2 separate regions of the Homo sapiens genome follow, and region 2 is linked to region 1. A link is an interaction called in ENCODE POLR2A ChIA-PET data of the cell type or tissue named here. Cell type or tissue: K562. All regions are shown on one strand. Links, peaks and the distances in the headings refer to the core of each region. The heading gives the core; the rest is flanking DNA. Region 1 has its middle 8.3 kb from the start of CD247. Region 2 overlaps POU2F1 (POU class 2 homeobox 1).

Region 1 (5,383 bases), core at 280-5,279:
GCTTAAGCAAAAAAGGAAATTGGCTGGAACAGTGTTCGTGTAGCCACAGAATATGAGCAACTTCTGGGATGGATCCAAGAAGGAGAAACAAACAAGGGTTATGTCCAGGTCTTGTTTCATTCTGTTAAGATTTAAAGTCCGGGGAGAAAGCAGCTGATTGACATTACCTGATAGCCTCATCAAGCGATTATAATCGGCCGGCACGGTGGCTCACGCCTGTAATCCCAGCACTTTGGGAGGCCAAGGCAGGCAGATCACCTGAAGTCAGGAGTTCGAGACCAGCCTGACCAATATGATGAAACCCCGTCTCTACTAAAAATATAAAAATTAGCTGGGAGTGGTGGCAGGCACCTGTAATCCCAGCTACTCAGGAGGCTGAGGCAGAGAATTGCTTGAACCTGGGAGGTGGAGATTGCAGTGAGCCGAGATTGCACCACTGCACTCCAGCCTGGGCGACAGAGAGAGATTCCATTAAAAAAAAAAAAAAAGAGATTATAATCGTGGAGAATAGTTGACTCTTCAAAGCAAAATTGATACTATTGCTAGAAGATGGGGGTCTTGATGCCAGGCCTACAAAAACATCCCTGCATTAATATGTTCTTCCCCTAATCAGTTACAATGGCGAGGAAGACAGAATACTCTAATGGAGCAGGTTTAGTCATGTGACCATCCCTGAGCGCAGACAGGCTAGGGGTTAGCTCCACTTGTACTGCATGGTCTGGCCAGGGTTAATATGGGGGTTGGGGGGAGGAAGGGATGCTGGGTGTAAATATAAGCATATAATGTCTATTATGGCATCCCGTTTACTGAGAATCAGAGCACTTCAGTTGCAGTCTGGACTCTGAAACTAGCTAATTCTATATCTTCAGTAAGTCATGTTACCTTTCTGGGTCTCAATTCTCTCATTTACTAAATAAAGGTTAGATTAATGATTTCCAGTCCCCATCTAACTGGGACAATGGTCTGTGACTCAGTATTTAACACAAAGGTATAAATAACTGATAAGGCTTTATATATCTCTCAAGGGCATTTGCTTCTGAATGGAAGAAAAGTGTTTAGTCAGTGGTGTGCTGGGGCATACAGAATGAACTTTCATGTATAATGTCTGCCCCCACCACAGCCAATTTCAAGTTACCAATGATTTAACAACCAACTGGGAAAATTCCTGAAAATTTAACAGTTGGCTCTCATGTGCTGATATCAGCCAGCTCCCACACACCATTATTATAATTTTAGCCAAAAGAGTGACTCTCTAAGCATGTATTTTTGGGTGGATATTAGTAGGTGAGTGGAGAGGGTGTGTTTTAGGGATCAGAAATCCACTGAAATTACATTCTATATGCAGTCATATCCTGGGCCACACTCAAAGTCAGCCAAATTCAGCTCAGATAAAGACTGGTGCTGGGCGTGGTGGCTCACACCTGTAATCCCAGCGCTTTGGAAGGCTGAGGCAGGTCGATCACTGGAGCTCAAGAGTTCAAGACCAGCCCAGGCAACATGGTGAAACCATGTCTTTACAAAAAATACAGCAGAAAAAGTTAGCTGGGTGTTGCAGTACACACCTGTGATCCTAGCTACTCAGGAAGCTGAGGTGGAAGGATCGTTTGAGCCCAGGAGGTCGAGGCTGCAGTGAGCTGTGATCATGCCACTGCACTCCAGCCTGGGGTGACAGAGTAAGACCCTGTCTCAAAAAAAAAAAAAAAAAAAAAAAAAAAAAGGACCAGCAGTTACTGATATGTCAGTTTCCTCAGCCTCTACTCCCAGCCGGTGGGGGCTCCTTTAGGCTCTTTAGGCTCTGCCCTCTCCTCCAGCTTTGGTCAGACATGAAAGAGTCATGGAGCCCAAGGAGTCCATCAGAGCCATAAGATGTGGATCTGTGTGCAGGTGGTGGTGGGAGGGGGCCATGCTTGGCCCAAATGTAGCATCTTAGAAGGCAGATTCTACCTGGGATTGTCACTAAAGGGATGCTTGGCCCTTTCTGCAAACCCATTCCCCTCATTCCCCTCTCGATAACAGTAGTTGGGGTCATGCCCCCTCATTCCTTCAGTAAATTTTAACGGAGCACCTTTTATGTTCCAGGCACTGCATTCAGTTCTGGCCATTCAAATTGCCTAAGACATGGTCTCTAACCCCGGGGACTGAACTTCCCAGAGAGCATTTAAATTTTGTTTCCTGCTGCTCTCTACCCCATCTGGTTTTCGGGTCAGGAATGGTCTGGTCTCTCTCTCTCTCTCTTTCTTTCTCTCTCTCTCTCTCTCAAATTAAATACCAACTATGTACTGGACACTAAAGATTACAAAATGAATAAAACTCCGTCCATGCTCTTGAAGAGCTTGGATTATCATTGTGTGAACATCTGTGTAAACAAATAACCAAGGCAAAAAGTGACAAGTGTTTTTTAACACAGCACTAAACAATATGCGATGGACATAGCTAATAGGTTTAGTAGGTGTGAGCCAGGCTTCACAGTGAAGGGATATTTACACCTTGTCCGAGACCAAGCTCCTGGGTTGGGGAAAGGAGAGAAGGGCCTTCAGGCAAAAGGATTCCTGTGAGCCAAGGCTTGCGGTCACAAAAGGAGGGGCTCATACACAGGCTATGACTGGGGAAACCTCGGGTTGAGGCTGAAGAGACAAGGCTCCACCGAGGTGTTTGGCTGGGATCCTGCCAGCAGAAATGCACTTTGTGAGGGAATAGCCTGTGTGGGCCTCCAGCTGCTTGCCAGCCCTGGACCAGTCAGCTGAAGGGAGGCACAGGGCCTGGGTCAACATGCTGGGGTCTCAAGGGCTAGGGAAGTGCTTCCCCTCACAGGGGTCTTGGGAGAGGCTGTCTCTGGACACCCCAAGGGACAGAGACCAATCCTCTTTTTTGTGCTGTTTTCTCTGATGATCAGGAGCCAGGGAATTGCGAGGCTCAGTGCCGAGTCCCTGTTGCCTAGAAGGAGCTGTTGTAGAGAAAGAACCCCAGGGAAATCTGAATCCTGGGAGGGCCCCTTGGGAGCAAGTGGTTGTGGGAAGAGACCCAGCTCACCTGAAGCACGTTGGCGCCTCAGAACAACCTCTCCTCTAGGTGCAGACAAAGCTTTCCCACTAAATTCTGATGAATCGACCCAAAGAGCAAAAAGGGGTATTTATTGGCTCCTGTGACTGACAAGGGGGCAAAATGGGAACCATCCTTCTCTTCCTGTCTCTGGGCTCTGCTTCCCTCTTGTTGGCCTCATCCCGTCAGGCTCTCTCCCGGTGGGAAATAGACGGCCTCCACTGCTGCAGGCTGCACTACCCCACGGTCACCATTCTCTACGGGAAAATGGTGCCCCTTTCCCTGGAGTTCCAGCAAGAATCTTGAAAATGGCTCTCATGGGCCCTCCCTGAGCCGGTCTTTGTAGACAGAAGGATATGATGCCTGATTGGCTGTCACAGGGTCCATGCCCACACCGGGAGCCAGCCAGCGGCATACATCCCACTCCGTTGAGGGAATATGCGCTCCCCTCCAAGGGAAACGAGGTTGCTTCCAAAAAAGGGAGGGGAAAGATGCTGGACAAGTTAAAATAATTACTTCACCAGCATTACTTATTTGGAGAATTATGAGAATTTATTTAGCACCAGCATCTTCCTCTTACCACATGGCTGCTTATATTCTGCTTGGCCCTACACTTTAAATTGTTCCTGCTTGTAGCTGTAGCCATTTGGCTTCCATCAGTTCAGTCCCAGTCCTGAGCCCCAGTCCCTTCCCCCATACCTTGTCTTTACATTTTCTTTACGCTACCCAATTTTCCAGTCAGCCCCTCAATGGCAGGGGCCCTTCTCTGTAATGACAATGACAACTTTTCCAGCTAAAATCTCCATTCACCAGCTTCTGGGTTTCCCTTACTGTGCTCTTCCTGAGAGGAAGTTGGGGCATCCTCCTACATAGTATTGGACTTCCTGCCATCCTGAATGTTACCAGCCACCCTCCTACTCATTCATCCATCTAGCCACTCACTCACTGAGTCGCCCAACCATCCATCCATCCAACCATGCATGCATGCATCTATCCATCTATCCATCTACCCACCCACCAAAATATATCAGGAAGCAGGGATTCAATCATGAGGAAGAGCCAGAGCTTCCACCATGAGAAACTCACAGCTGCAGGTCATCATGTTCTATCCAGCTTCCTCTCAGCTCCAGCTCTGGGCCTTGCCTGTGTGCCCCTCTGCAAAGCGTGAGCCTCGTTCTAGTTGCCAACCCCATCCCACTGCACACACCAGGGCAAGGCTGGCTGTCGTGGACAGTCATTGTTCTATATATGCCCAGAATCCTTTCCCCTCATTTCTTCTATTACGAATGATTCTGCTAAGGCTGTAAACCAGAGTTTTCCAGCTCCAATCTCGTCTTGACCCCCTGGAAGCACTGGTTTATCCAAAAAGTGGGCATATGGCCCAAGGTGGGCCAATTAGGGCAATTCCTGAGATTGATATGGGGATATTGAGTATTTTGTTATCATTTGGTATGTCACAATCCTCCCAAACTCAGTGGCTTAGAACGACAACCGTTTTAGTTCATGATTCTGTCGGCCAGCAACTTAGGCTGGACTCAGGCAGTGCTTTGTCCGGTCTCATCTGGTGTCACCCACGTGGCTGCAGTCCTCTGTTGGTTCAGCTGGGTCTGGATGATGTAAGAGAGCCTTACTTGTCTGGAAGTCAGCGCTGGCTGTCAGCTGTGCCACGTGTCTCCAGCGGGTTAATACAGGCTTCTTAGTGTGGAGACTGGATTCCCAAAGCGATAAGAAATATGGCAAGTTCCAATGTGCAAATGCTATATAAGTCTTTGAGTTTTTTAAGATGAGAGAAATAACATGCTTGTATACAGATAGGAATGATCCAATTTAGAGGAAAATACTGACATGCAGGAGAGAAAAAAGAGAATATCTGGGGCAATTTCCTTGGGAAGCAAAGGAAGACGGAACCCAGTGGAGAAGCTGATAGCAATCTGATATGTATTCATTGTAATTTTAATTTCGATTTTTTCCTACTATGAGTGATTTTGGTAATCTTTCATTCATTTGACAGCTATGTGTTACTTTTTTTTCCCATGAACTCTCTGTTCAAGTCCTTTTCTCATTTTTTTAACGTTGTTTTAGACTCCCGTCAGCTTGAACATTTCACGAGGGCAAGGATTTTGTCTATTTAACTCCCAGTTATATCTTCAGTGTATAGTACCATGCTTGGCACCTGGTGGACACTTGAAAATTATTTGCTAAAACTGAATAATGTTTAGGTGCTCTTTATGTATTAAGGAACTAAGCCCTTTGTCACAGTGCTGCAAGTACCTTTCTTAGTTTGTGGTTTGAAATCTGTTACAACAGATTAATTCAGATTTTGTAGAATTTCCTGTAAGTAGAA
Region 2 (5,383 bases), core at 273-5,272, 150 kb after region 1:
TCCATCAATAAAGGGCCTATAATGACTTATGACATTTGACAACAGCTTATCTAACTCAACTGAAAAATCAGTATTCAATTTTTTTGCCCTTTTCCACATGTTCTAAAGTATTCAATTTTTTAAAACCAAAAATAGCTATCCATATAAAAATTTAATCCCTAACAACAATAGCACCTTACATTGGCCTACTGTTTTATAATTTTCAAAGTGTTTTCATGAACGTTATCTTATTTAGACTAATGTTAATATAGGGTCTCACAGCTTAGGCACTAAAAACATTTATTTGGTGATGAGAAAGTGGCCAAAATCAAAACATTATCTTGATAAAGATTGTATAAAGACTAGTCTGATATTTATTCTCTACTCTTACAGTTAATTAGTTCTTTTTAAATGGTTAGTCAAACTCTTGCTACAAGTTAAGTCCATTTCTGAGTCTTTTCTGAGACGGATAAAGACAGCTGTCTAACAATTAGACTCATAATAACTCTTCATATATTTTACTGATATATCTACTTATACCTTTTTCCTCTTCTTGAGATTAAAGATTTTATTTATTTTCCTCCTTGGTACTATTGTGTATGCTTCTTAATTTTTTTTTTTTTTAGTGGCGCGATCTCGGCTCACTGCAAGCTCCACCTCCTGGGTTCACGCTATTCTCCTGCCTCAACCTCCCGCGTAGCTGGGATTACAGGCACCTGCCACCACACCTGGCTAATTTTTTGTATTTTTAGTAGAGATGGGGTTTCACCGTGTTAGCCAGTATGGTCTCGAACTCCTGACCTAGTGATCCGCCCGCCTCGGCCTCCCAAAGTGCTGGGATTACAGGCGTGAGCCACCGCGCCTGGCGCTTCTTAAATAAATTTTTATTATCTCTAGATACTTTGCCCTAAAATGTGAAAATTGAAACCAAACAACATTCTAATGCAATAATGTTAATCACTCCATAGCAGAGATGACTCACTGTCTCACACATGGGTGGCAACATTCACCGCAGAGCACATGAAAAAAAATCCATGTCTGCTGTAATTAGCTAATTAAAATAAATACAGTAATCCCCTGCTTCAAAAATATGCCAGCTAATTATTCAAGAATTGTCACTTAATATAAAGTCAGTTATTCAAATAATCAGCTATATGTTTACAATATCAACTACAATAAGCAAACAAACATTATTTCTAATTCAGTGGTAAGGAAGGGTACCGCTTACCTCACTGATCTAGAGCTCCTCAGGCAGTTAAGGCCCCACACTAACAATCAAAAAGTTAATCTAACATTAAATAAAACCTGCCACTTTATTCCTCACTTGCTGCCCCAGCTATTGGAGTTCCTCACTCACCTGTGCGATCTGTATGGGCTGAGACAGGGGGATCTGCGTCATGGGCGTGGCAGCAGAGGCGGAGATGGTGGCTCCAGCAGCACTGTGCTGCTGGCTGGCGGAGTGCTGCTGCACTGCAGCAGCCAGCAGCTGTGCCTGTGCCTGTGCCTGCTGGAGTAGTAACTGTTGCTGGGCAGGCGTCAAAGTAAGCTAAACAAAACCAGAACACATTATGGGAAAGTGTTGAAGGAGAAAGTCTCCTAATGCAAGCCAACTGCTTTAAAATAGGTAACTCAAATGATATCAGTCCCCAGCTACCCAACTTCACTTGCTTAGCAGACAGCTAAAATGTTCATCAGTGATCAAACTACCATTACTAGCAGAACATTTAAATTAAAATGGTGGTCCCCACTATGGACTTAATCATTCAAGCTTGTCCAGGGCCCTAGGGTTTGGGCAAAAAAGTAATTAACTAGTAAGCAAGAAAAAAAAAAAAGAATCACCACTGACAAGATATGAAAATACATTTACACACAACCAAACAGCAAGTGATTAGTCAGATGAATGAGGAACAAGGATGCTGGATATAACCAAGGAAAGAACTGATAAGGCCCAGCTGCTTCCCATTAGCATGAATCCCTGCCATATTCCATCATTTCCATTAAGTCCAAAGATATGACTAAAGAATATGAGCTCCATTTGTTTCTTTTCCAAGTCTCCCTACAGGCCCCTCCCTAACACAATCTTTTCTGTTATTGAAAGCACTGAGTCTCTGCAACTTTACATCTCCTTTCCAACACATTATCTCTATGAAACAGGTGGTGATAGCCGTTCTCTTTACATGCAAATGAACCCTAATGCCCAGGTTTAACAGAAGCTCCAGCCAAAGGAACCTAGAATCCCAACTCCCTCTTACTATTGTAGACACTAGTCACCAAAAACAAGACCCAAATAGTAAAGTAGGAAATGTATTTAGAGCATATTTAAAGTTGTTTTCATAATGCAACTTATTTCAAACACACTTAAAGTAGTAAATGTGTTCTACTTTTCTTTTGGTGACAAGTTCTGATTGATCAAACAAGATGGAACCATAATTTTCTGAAGTATATGTACAGTCACTTAGTGCCACAACCTCCTCTAAAAGAATCAAACACAATTTGTGCATTAGAAACATAAGGCTCAAAACCAAACCATTCAAAAACTCAATACCCTTCAAGGGATATGTGTGTATATAAAGTATAGATATATTTTTAATTTTTACATAATATATATATACATACATCTCTACTCATGGGATTTTGTGAACAATTTTGCAACAGTTCTTAAAACAGTTGTCCACTGACAAAACACACTTAACTGGGAAAAAAAGAAAGAAAGAAAGAAAGAAAACAAAAAACCCTAGGAAATTCTTGGGAGTTAATGTGATGTGAATTGAATAAAAACTATTCCTTACCATTGCCCTAAACCAACCCCCACAAAGATAATTTAATACACAAATTTTCAACATTGGAAAAATATTTTGAATGGTGCCTTAGAGAAAAGACAGCTGAAAACTTAAAAGCTTAATATAGCCAAACAGGCCAATTTATTAACCATAAAAAATAAATGACAGAACGTCTCAGCCTTTTGGCTAAGATCAAGTACAAAAATAAACAATATTTGTTGAATGCTACATGCCAAGCACCGTTCTATAAGTTTTACATGTATTATCTCCAATCTTTACAACAGTAATGTGAGATAGGTATTATTAGTATCTCCATTTAACAGAAGGAAAACAGGTAGAGGGAAATGAAGTAATTAGGCCATACGGTAAGTTGCAGAGCTAGGATATGAAGCCACATGCTTTATTTTAGATCATTACACAGTAACTTAAAGAAAAATGTTTTTCTTTTGCAGGTACTAATCCATTCTTTAACTTCTACCCTGCAGTGATGTCTTAATGCCAAATGGATAACTGCCATTTTCAGTGTAATGATCTCAACCATATGATAATTACTCCATTGCATGATGAAGCAACACCTGAAACAGGGGTTTAATAAGGTTTTTAATTTATCCAGAGCATCCACAATTCTAATAAAAGATATCCTGAAAACTTACGACAAAGATAATTCCTTTTTCAGAGCAACTTACTACCTACAGTGTAGGAAGTTCCTTAAAGACACAATAGTGCCAGGCATAGCCATGTTACTACCAGCTATGGTGAACAATTCTAATCAGCTATTGGCCAATGGCAGTTCTGACACAGAAAAAGTTTGTTATAATTCTCTCAGTGAACACTTACCCCAGTTATCTGTCCTCCAGCTAGCATAAGCTGGGTCTGGGGAATGGCTGCCTGCACTGAAGGCTGCTGGGAAGGCTGGCTTGGCTGCTGCGAATCCCCCGATTCTTCATTAGATTTAGACTGAGGTGGGGTGGGTAGGAAATAAAAGATTGCAAATGGTTGATTAAAAGAAATGTACTTAAAACCCCATCTTTTAGGAATCATTTAAAACATGAGCTTATTCAGTCATGAGTTCTGGTTTACCTCCTTTCTTTTATTTGTATTTTCCTAGTTTCACATACCAAGTTTTTAAACTTGTTAATTCTAATGCCAGCAAAGCTGCTATTACAATTTTTAAAAATAAAGTCATCCCCCACAAATTTATAGATTTTTTTCATAGCCCCCAATTCCTCAACTCTAGAAATAGGGGGTAAAGGGAAGAATATATTTTCAATTCACCTCTACATTAGACCTTCCAAACCAATATTTTAACATACACCTGGTGGTCAGTCTGAAACTTCTCCATATACCATCTCAGAGAATGATCACTTGATCCACAGAACTTTCCACCTAATATTTTACAGAACGGTAAATCTAGCAACTCCCATCAACTAACACACAAGCTCAGAGAGAAAATGCTGCAGTCAAGAGAGAGGGGCACGAAGAGAAAATTTTACGGTAATTAAAACTGGTTATGCAAAGCATTAAAATTCTGCATAGATTTGCATATTTCTCACCACCTGTTTTGGGGACTGCAGCAAGGCTAATTAACATAAATGCTCTGATTAATTCTGCCAGTCATTGAGAGATAATTACAGTGCAGGACTGTAAACATTCTGCACTGGAGATACAGCCTGTTTGCCAACATCTCTCTAAGGGATGAAAGTTTACCATGGCAACCAAGGCAATTTTCCGCCTCCTCTCCCTCAGAAAGTAAGGTCACATTATCTCTTTTTCTTTTCTCTCCTTGTTCCTACGTGTTACTAGGTCCATATTCAACTGGGTTTCATGAAATGCTCAACCCAAGGTCTTTAGTCATTAGCAACACTGAAATCAATCTTCCATAATACTGTCTTTCCCTCTTGACTGCTAGTTACCTAAACACTATAATGAAAGGAACCAGCAGGTTGATAGAAATATTAAGAGGGCAATGTCTAACACTTGAACTTTGCATGTTGTGCCATATGGTTCAAAGAAGGAAAGTGGCCAGATTTAAGTTTTAAGATTTTGATTGTCTATCCACCAACATCTACAAACAGGTTTAATTACAATTATTAGAAGCCTAACATTTTAGGATGGAGAGGAACCCTGGCAATCTTATAAATGTCCCCACTTAAGTACAGATGAGAAAAACTGAACCCAAGGAGGTTATGTGACTTGCCAAAGGTCACACAGCTAGTCAGTGGCAGAATGAGAATGCAAACCTAAGACCCTTGTGTCTCAGTCCAGTGTTCTTTCCTCTTCCCTATAAGGTCTCCCTAAGACATCAAAAATGATAAATAACAAGTCTTTTGGAAACAAACTGGCATTTAAGAGAACTTTCAGGCTGTGTGTTTAGGTATGTGTTATAGCAGTATAACTTAGAAACATTTTTACTGAACTTACACATACAACTTTGAAAGTAGACTTTTCCTGTCCATTTTTGGTTCATGCACAGTAGCATAATATAAAACTGATTTTCATTAATGGTAATAATTATCATTATTTGAATCTTCACGAGATTCACTAATTTTGAAAAGGTAATACTTCTAAGCATTTCCTATTATAAAATATATGCTCACTACAGAAAAATATAAGAAAAAATAAAT

Evidence for each region. ChIA-PET counts read pairs that join two places held together with the same protein. Peaks named below come from ENCODE experiments on the same cell type or tissue, not always from the same donor. Only the 100,000 strongest peaks of a DNase experiment are listed, where the experiment ranks them.
Region 2: POLR2A ChIA-PET joins it to region 1 with 5 read pairs; 3 of 35 experiments call an interaction of 5 or more read pairs at or near these places.

The regions. Positions count from the first base shown.
Region 1 is chr1:167,524,112-167,529,494 of GRCh38, reverse strand. It overlaps the pseudogene AKR1D1P1. Among named protein-coding and RNA genes, the nearest start is that of CD247, 8.3 kb to the right of the region's middle. In K562, for the core only: no CTCF peak of the experiment used is centred there; DNase peaks (open chromatin) are centred at 2,604 and 4,634.
Region 2 is chr1:167,370,250-167,375,632 of GRCh38, reverse strand. POU2F1 (POU class 2 homeobox 1) reads right to left here. Exons shown (of 16, transcript NM_002697.4): 5 at 3,597-3,716; 6 at 1,337-1,525. Among named protein-coding and RNA genes, the nearest start is that of CD247, 150 kb to the left of the region's middle. In K562, for the core only: no CTCF peak of the experiment used is centred there; no DNase peak of the experiment used is centred there.